2 separate regions of the Mus musculus genome follow, and region 1 is linked to region 2. The links are chromatin contacts, found by POLR2A ChIA-PET in ENCODE. All regions are on one chromosome and are shown on one strand. The core of a region is the stretch at or near the end of the contact, and the rest is flanking DNA. Distances in the headings are between cores, read along the strand shown.

Region 1 (4,634 bases), core at 1,106-3,605, 140 kb after region 2:
GGCACTGCAGGTAACCATAGAGGTATCGGACTCCCTGGAGTTGGAGTCAGGGATAGCTGTGAGCCACCTGTCATGGGAGCTAGGAAACAAACCTGGTCACCTGAAGAGCTGCAAGTGCCCTCTATAAATTAAGAATAAAAAACTGGAGCCAGGCGTGGTGGCGCACGCCTTTATTCCCAGCACTTGGGAGGCAGAGGCAGGCGGACTTCTGAGTTCCAGGCCAGCCTGGTCTACAAAGTGAGTTCCAGGACAGCCAGGGCTACACAGAGAAACCCTGTCTCGAAAAACCAAAAAAGGAACGGAGAAGCCCTATCTTAAAAAAAAAAAAAAAAAAAAAAAAAAAAACAAAACTGGTGTGGTGGCATATTCCTTTAAGGGATTAAAGTGTTCAGCACTTCAGAGGCAGAAGCAGGAGGACCTCTGTGAGTTCAAGGGCTGCCTTGTCTACATACAGAACTCCAGGATATCGAGGAGAACCTACCTTCATAAACAAAATGAGACAACCCCTCAAACCATTTCTTTACTGTGCATGTGTAAGTGTGGGTGCGGCATGTCACATACACAGGTGGAGGTGGGTCAGACTCAGGTCACAAAGCTTAGTGGCAAGCATTCATACCCACTGAGCCATCTGGACAGCCCAAGTTCCACATTTAAAAAGCTCTTATGTATGTATGTATGTATGGATGGATGCATTATGTATGTATGTATGTATGTATGTATGTATGTATGTATTGTGTTCTTAGTTCCTACAGCAGGTATGATTACACACTACTCTTGGCTTTATTACTTTGACAATAGGTCTTGAAGATATTTCTGTGAGGAGTGAGTAGTCTCTGTCAAGACTGAGTAGTCTGTCACAGGTGAGTCACTGTAGGGTAAACCACCACTTAACCAATTACCACTGAGTGCTTCTAAACTTCATCTTTCGCAGTTTCAGCATCCATTACCCTGTGTATCATCTACAGTCAGCCCCTTTATGTAGCACTTCATGGAGAGTCTAGATCTTCACTCTGGGTCCAGCCTTCCCTCAGCAGACACAGAGCAATGCTCATAGCACCTGCAGCACACCTGCTTCCCTCTGCTAGATCTCGGCAACGTGACAAATGACCTATCTCACTGACATCTTAAGAATCTTTGCTGGGTGTGGTGGGTCAAGCCTGTACACACTCAGGAGGATGAGGTGAGAGTAGTAGTTTGGAGCTAGCCTCAGCTAAATATGGTGGCTGTCTCAAAAAACAAAAATATTCTTTTTAAGAAGTGACCACTTTTTTTATATGTGAGCTGGGTGCTGGTGAAGAGCTGAGATTCAATTCCCAGCAACCACATGGTAGCTCCTAACCTGTAACACTAGTTCCAGCGATCTGAGCTCTGAGGGAACCAGGCATGCTTGTGGTATACATATGTACACATAGGCAAAACACTCATGCATATAAAATAATCTTTTAAAATGTTGAATAAGAATTATGTGTGGGGCTGAAGAAGTGGTGAGCGAGTGAAGTCCCTGATGCACAAGCAAGCCTGTGAGTTCCGATCCCTAGACCCCATGTGGAAGCTAGGCATGGAAGGCAGAGCCAGGAGGGTTTATCTCAGGGTGAGTTCACAGAGAGACACCTTGTCTCTAAGAGCTAGGGAGGGCTGGGTATGATGACACAAGTCTTTAATTCCAGCACTTGAGAGGCAGTGAGGCAGGAAAATTTCTGTGAGTTCAACACCAGCATGGTTCATACAGCCTGAGGTTCAGGCCATCCACGGCTACATAGTGAGACCCTGACTCAAAACAAAACATTGAAGAAGGACAACCATCTTCCCATCTCTGGCCTCCACACAAACCAGCATGTGTATACATTCACACTCGAGAAAGACTGAGGGGAGGGCACACCAGCCTCTAAACCTTAGGAATGGAGTTAAGATGATGAAGAGTTCAAGACCAACCTGAGCTACAAGAAACCCAGTCTTAAATCAGAAAAGGCAAAGGAAGAAAGCAAATTGCCATTTGTAACTTCTTTCTCCATTTGATTAGCTGCTCCTAAGGAGCCATGCACACAATCCAGAGTCCTCCGAACAACAGCATCTCGCCAGGGCTGGTTCACAGCTCCAGTGCCTGAAACCATAGGCCACAGAGGCTGTTTAAATAAATATGTTGGGGATCAAAGGCTCTTCTGGTGATGATATTATGGGATGTTCTTCTGGTCTTTCATCAGTAAGCTCACCACCAGCTCTCAATCTGCATGCTTCTCGGCAAAGGCAACCATGCGCCATGAAGCCAAGCACAGACACAGCAATGTGTACACCAGGAGCAGTCGACACTTTCTGGCTAGGACCTCTGTGACTGCAATGTGTACACCAGGAGCAGTCGACACTTTCTGGCTAGAACCTCTGTGCCTGCTTCTCCAGGTGTTTGCAGCTGCCAGAAAGGCAGGCTATACTTAGAGCAAGGATCATGTAATGGTGGTTCGTCACACTAATCAGTGAGGACTGGATTACGACACCAGCTGCCTGCCTGTCCCATGTGCTTGATGAAATTTACATGGAGCAGAGCTGGGCCAGTAGCCAAGCTGCACCTGCTCACTCCCTGCTGCATACAAAGGCTTGGACTTCAGTCTTTTCAGCAGTTCCCTTTGGAGATAACAATGATCAAAACCATACATACATAGCGCCTGGTAAACCTAAGGCGGCCCACAAACAGACTCCAAGGCACGTCAGCCATCAGCCCTACCCTTAAGGACTAAAGAGCAAGCTAGAGAAAATACTTTCAATTTGCTCATTTGAAAACATTTAGTAAAAGTTGTGTCCATTTTTAGAATAAAGACTACTTTCTGCCTTGGTCTCTTGCAGGGTCCTCTGCTAGTAGGGACAAACTCTTGCACATTCAAGAGAATTGGCAATTCTCCCAGCAAATTGTGTCCTGTGTTATCTGTGGGTGTGTCGCCAGGTCAGCCTCCCTGAGCACCGGAGACGGCACACTAACAAGAGCCACGCTCCCTTCCTCAAGCCCCTCCACATCCCCAGTTCATCCCACAGCCAAAGCAATTCCTCACCCACACCTGCTTGGTGCAGAACTCAGCCAGAAAAGACCAAGGGCCTCGTAAAGCCGAAACTTCAAATGAGTGACCTGGAACAAAGGGAGGTGGCCGAGCAAATCACTTCCTAGACACAAGGCAGAGAGCCGCCTGCAGCCATCAGACACGGCTGGGCACGCCTCCTCAGGCTCCAGTCAGATTATTGCAGATCCTGGGCCAGCAAGAGCAAGACTAGCTCAATCAGCTCCCACTCAGTGCCAGCATGTACACGCCTGTCTCCAAACACACATTCTGCTGCTGGTCACCAGGAAGAAAGAACACTGCCTGCAAGAAAGCCTCTGCCCCAGTCTTCCTCAGAGCTTCTAGGCTGAAACAGTCTTCAATATAAGTTCAGTCAAAAATATTCTGAAGATGTAGGCTTTGATGGCACACGCCTTTATTCCCCTCCTTCCAGAGGCAGAATCAGTGGATCTCTGAGTATGAGGCCAGCCTGATCTACAAAGTTTTAGGACAGCCAGGATTGTTAGAAAGAGAAACTCTGTCTCAAAAAATCTTCTGACAAAGGATGGATGGGCAGTGGGGAGGGTGGGATACCATAGGACTGTTCCTGTCTGGGAACTGTACCATGGGATGACTGAAATACTCTGTCACTACCACAGACATTTTTTTTCCAGACAAGAGTCTCATTATGTAGCTCTGGCTGTCCTGGAGCTCAGATAAATAGACTAGTTTGGCCTTGAACTCAGAGACCCAGTTGCCTGAGTCCCAAGTGCTGGAACTCAGTACCAGGAAGGTAGGGGCAAGAGGACTATCACAAGTTCAAGGCCAGCCTGGGCTACAATAGCAAGATTGTACACCCCACTCACCCAAAAAAAGTTACAATTGAAAATGCTGTATGAACTTTGAAAAACTAAGTGTGTGTTTACATGAACGCATGAATGTACCGCTGCCGGAACAACGTGAAGATGAGAGGACACCTTGTTAGACCTAGTTCTCCCCAACACCATGTGACTACGGATAATGAACTCCAGTCCTCAGGCTTGGGAGCAAGCACTGTTACTCACACACAGGGCTGGAGACACGGCTCAGTGGTGAAGAGCACTTGCTGCTCCTTCAGAGGATCCTGGTTCAATACCAAGCACCCACTTTGTAGCTAACACACTCTGTGTCTCTGTGTGTGTGTGTGTGTGTGTGTGTGTGTGTGTGTGTGTGTTTTACTACACAGATTCAGGCAAAATACCCATACACATTAGAAAACATAAGAACTGAAACTACAAGCTGGGCATTGTGCTGCATGTCTGTAAGCTCAATACACGAGAAGCAGAGACAGAAGGAGCAGGAGTTTTAAAAGGCCAGCCTCTGTTACATATCGAGTTCAAGATTATTAACCAGGGCCACATGAGACCCTGCCTGCTCTCAGGTACAGGGAAATTTAGATCAACTAAAGCAAAAGGAAACATCTAGTCAGACATGGGAGTTGATGTCTGTAGTCGCAGTACTCAAAAGGCTATGGTAGGGGGACTGTCAGGAGTTTGGGGCCAGCCTGGGCTACACAGTAAGTTCTAGGTTACTAGACTGAGCTACAATATGAGACACCAGTCCCCCAAAAGCAGA
Region 2 (4,344 bases), core at 1,432-3,931:
CTGTTGGATTTTTCAAGAGGCCCAAGATGACCACAGACTCCTTCTGGACCACTGGGGTTACTACAGGCCTGAACCACTGTCACCAGCTATGTCACCAGCTATGTGCTGGGGGCCTAGGGCTTTGGGTGTGCTCAGCAAGCACTCAGCTAACTGAGCCATGTTCTTATGCCCTCCCAGTCTCCTGACGGACCTACAGCTCTGTGAAGGTTGTGCTTTCTCCCAGCCTCCGGCTTCTCTTCCCCACTCTATCATAGCCTTCTATTCAACCCTCCAAATGTCTGACCGTCTAGGGATATATCCTGTCTGGGAAGTTTGGGGCTGTGGACTCCACTGGCTTTTTTCTTAAAAGTATCATCATCTTCACCATCATCACCACCACCATCATCATCGATGCCTCTCTGCCTTCTCAGCCCTCACACACACACACACACACACACACACACACACACACACACACACACCCAGCCCCCCAGGGCTCCAATTTGTCTCCATGAAAATACTTTACTGTCTAGCATGACAATGACAAGGGGAGGGGCAGGCTTTTCTAGCCTTTCCCTCTTCACACCTCTGTGAGAACCTCTGTGGGGAATCAGCCTCTTGATGTGAAAACACTTCTGCCATAAGGGGTGCATTTGCACAGCCCTGGGAGAGAGCACTGGCTACTCAGACCGTTGTGGTTATAAATTCCGAGCAGCAGGTGGATACTCCACCTCCCTTGTTTGGTTCCAGCCATCATTGAAACCATGAACAGAGCCCCGTGTGTGTCCGTGGCTCCCCTACACCCCAGCCACTCCACCAACAGCTTGTCACACGGTTATCAAGATAAGGCGACTGAGTCAGGGTGTTCCCCAGACAGCTGTCCCACCCTCGTGAGCCTCACAGCCTTGCCTGGGGCTGATGGTAAACTCCAGGTTGGGGTGCGGGGAAATAGGAATCAGGGTGCTCAGGCAGGCCTGGAGGGTGGGCCTCATCAGCCCCAGGCTACTGTATCAGCCACCTGTCTAACCTGGATTTCAGCTCTCCTTCAGCACCAGGAGAAAACCTTTCCGGACAGCTCTGCCCAGAGCTCTCAACCTTCCGTGGAACACCAGCCACTGTGGTGGTTAATCTGGACTTGATTGGATCCGGAAAGAAGTAAGAGACTCCGGGTAAGCGTGGAGGGAGTGGAGGGCGTTTCAGGGAGGAACTGACTGAGGGGAAAAGAGACTCTCCCGTGGTGAGACGTGCCTCCTTGGGGTGGCGTGACGTAAGAAGTTGGGGGGTGGGGCACCGTACCCTTGCCTTGCCCACCTTGGCTTCATGCTGGTGAATGCATCTGCTCTGCTGCTGCTGCGGCCGCTGCAACCAGAACCCCACGTTTCAACCTTCCAAAGTCCCCTGAAGGCCTCTGATGACTCCGGGGCCTCTTCAGGAATCCTCCATGCATTCAGTGCCACACTGGGACTCCTGAGGAACCCGGTGTCCTGGGACAGCTTCGGGATTCTCAGCCTGTCCTGCATGCAGACGCTTGTATTGTTTAAGCCGATCTGATAAGCCCCTTCGTAAAGTAAGAGTCATCCATTCTATCCCTCGGTTCCCTGACTAATAATACTTGACTGTCTGGTCCTACCCTAGATGAGATGCTGCCTGGTGATGTCTTAGTGATGTCTTCTTCTATGCTCTAATAATATAGCTTGAGGACTAGAAAGATGGCTCAGCGGTTAAGAGCACTGACTGCTCTTCCGAAGGTCCTGAGTTCAAATCCCAGCAACCACATGATGGCTCACAACCATCATGCACCTATAACGGGATCTGATGCCTTCTTCTGGTGTATCTGAAGACAGCTACAGTGTACTTATACAAATAAATAAATCTTAAAAACAAAACAACAATATAGCTTGAAACTGTCCATGGAATTCTTAGCAAATGAACGAACACTGTATGCAGGCATTCCTCTGGGCTCCTGAACTGGTGAACTTCAGAGCTCACGGTTAGCCTCACCACCAGGGGTTCAGGAAGACTTCCTTCTTCGAACCCTGTGAACATCCAGGTCTCTCAAGGTAGGGAGGGGCAGAGGTGGGCAGTTTTCGCCTCCTGGTCTTCCTTCTCTGGTTTGTGTCACACTCTGGACACATTGAATGAATCCTCTGCTCTTCTGAGTCAGGCCCCACTCCCTGGGGCAACAGTCCGGCTCCTGGAAGCAGTTAGAATACAAGGCAGCAGCTGTGTGTCACCGTTTGGATCCCCAAGTCCCAGAGAACCTCCAAAAAGGCCTCCAGCTAGCTTTGCTGACAGCCAGCTGAGGTGAACTGGCCTGAGGATCCACACAGGCCTTCTTGGCAGAGCTGAGTGTGGGAGTGGGCCGTGGGATAGGGCAGAGGAGAGCATCCTTACTATTTGGCCAATCTTAAGTATCCTGTTCTCCATGAACCCGACACACACGGATAGGGAGGGGGTCATCACACCAGGGTTATACAGCAAACCCCTATCATGCGTGAACCCCCGCATGAGAAGCAGGTATTAGGAGCGCGCAGGAATCAAACACACCGAGCTGGGGAGCAGGCGGCCGGGCGGGCGCGGCCTCCGGGTACCGCGGTGCTGCCACCTGCGCAGCCACCGCGTCGCCATTGGCTCACGGAGAAGCCGCTCTAATCCGCGCCGCCTCCGCCCCCGCGCGGCGCTGCGCTCGGCGGAGTCTCTGACCTTCCTCCTTCCCGCAGCCCCAGAGAGACGCGCGGCGGTCGCGCCAGCCTTCTCCTCCTCCTTTTCCTCCTCCTCCCCCGGGAAGCCGGCCGGGCTTGAGGCTGGGCCGCCGCCGCCGCCCGCTTTGCCACCCGCCCCGCTGATGGTGTCCGGTGCTCCGGCGCCCAGGTAGGGGCTCTAGAGCGTGGAGAGAGCGCGGGTTTGGGGGTGGGGGTGGGGTAGTGTTGGGGGTTCGGGGAGTCCAGGGCTTCAGTGCGTGATGCAGATGCTCAGTATATGATGGCGTTGAATACAGCCGAGGGCAGGTATCTGGGGAGAGGTAGGCGCGCGCCCCCGGATGCTCTTGGCTTGACCCAGCCAGTGCCAGAATGACCCCTTGAGGATGCTAAGGGGGAGGCCTTTACCCTGGGGAAAGGGGAAGAAGCATGATCGTTGGGAAGCTGGGGCTGCCCCCCCCCCCCGGTGTTGTATGTTTTTCTGGGGCCAGCTGGGATGGGTGGGCCGATGCCAGCTTGGTGCGTATGTTATTTCTGGATCAGAGTGGGCTGGGGAGAAGCACAGGCGGCGATGTCTGGTTTAGATTACAGGTACTTCCTTCTTTGCTTCCGACCCCTCCCCCCACCAGCTGGGGGTGGGAGGTGGAAGGAAAGAGGAGGTGGCGATGCTGAGGGCCCCCGCAGATGCTGCAGAATCCTCTCTGCGCCAGCCACACCGCCTTCTCCCTCCACCAACCTCAGCCCATTTGGTCACGGTTGGGGCGCTCTCCCGGTTGTGTTCACCTTTGAGGAGGCTGTGGAAAGGTTAAAGGGTCATTAATGTGTCTGCGACACAGTGGCAAACCCCAGAGCTTGGCTAGACTCAGCTTCAAACCCCCGATTTTTAAGTTCCAGCCTTGCCCCCACCCCCACCTCCCCCAAGCACAGCTCTGCAGCCTGGGGGAACTTAAACATGAGGCACCTTCTTTTTCTAGGCACAACCAGAAATAGCCCATTGTCAGGGGCCCCAGCACAGCTGGGGTGCAGATTGCCAGTGGTCTGGGAAGCTCTGCCCGCAGCCTGGTTTTCTTATCAGATGTTTGCCCGTTACTCAGATCACTCTTTCTAAGCAGCTTCCTGACTCCCCAGGGGAGAGGTCACCTCTGGCCCCATGTTCTTGAACCCTGTCAACCCGGAGGTTACTTATGTCTGGCCTGTCCCCCTCTAGACCAAAGGGCCTTCAGGCTAAGAATCTGACTTGTCTCTGACATTGTCAGTGTCTGAGAAGGGCTCCTCACTGAAGAAATGTTTTCACTATGAACAAACGAACAAATGAACGAATGAATGAATGAATGAATGAATATGTAAACTTTGGGCAATAGCTACCAAGCTGGAAAATGGAGGGGAACCCCTTTGGTCTTTCTATTCCCCCGGACCAAAGAGCCACCAAGAAACTCCTTTAAGCCTGGGGTTGAATGTCAGCTGTGACTATTGGTGGGGCTTCTGTCCTGTTGGTTCCTGACTGACTCGTTGGCCGCCCTGTGTCCCCGGGGAGCCTGGCCCTTTGCTTAAGGTCTTCCTTTCCTCAAGCGTCTGCGGTGGTGATTTCTCCTCCAGTGCTCCATCTCAACTGTCACAAGACAATCTGGGTCAGCTTCCAGGGCTGGGACGGCCCCAGCCGGGCTCT

The links. ChIA-PET counts read pairs that join two places held with the same protein, here RNA polymerase II (POLR2A).
Region 1: POLR2A ChIA-PET joins it to region 2 with 11 read pairs in Patski. The contact joins the enhancer-like site here to the promoter of Pacsin1 in region 2. POLR2A ChIA-PET finds 5 or more read pairs at or near these places in 2 of 5 experiments (Patski and embryonic stem cell).

The regions. Positions count from the first base shown.
Region 1 is chr17:27,794,501-27,799,134 of GRCm38, forward strand. The region is part of intron 1 of Ilrun (inflammation and lipid regulator with UBA-like and NBR1-like domains); the gene reads right to left. Among named protein-coding and RNA genes, the nearest start is that of Ilrun, 24 kb to the right of the region's middle. Within about 2 kb of position 2,356, at least 2 of the 3 ENCODE cell types and tissues checked have a DNase peak (open chromatin) inside an H3K27ac peak, as active enhancers do.
Region 2 is chr17:27,652,910-27,657,253 of GRCm38, forward strand. Pacsin1 (protein kinase C and casein kinase substrate in neurons 1) reads left to right here and starts at 2,682. Exons shown (of 10, transcript NM_011861.3): 1 at 2,682-2,850.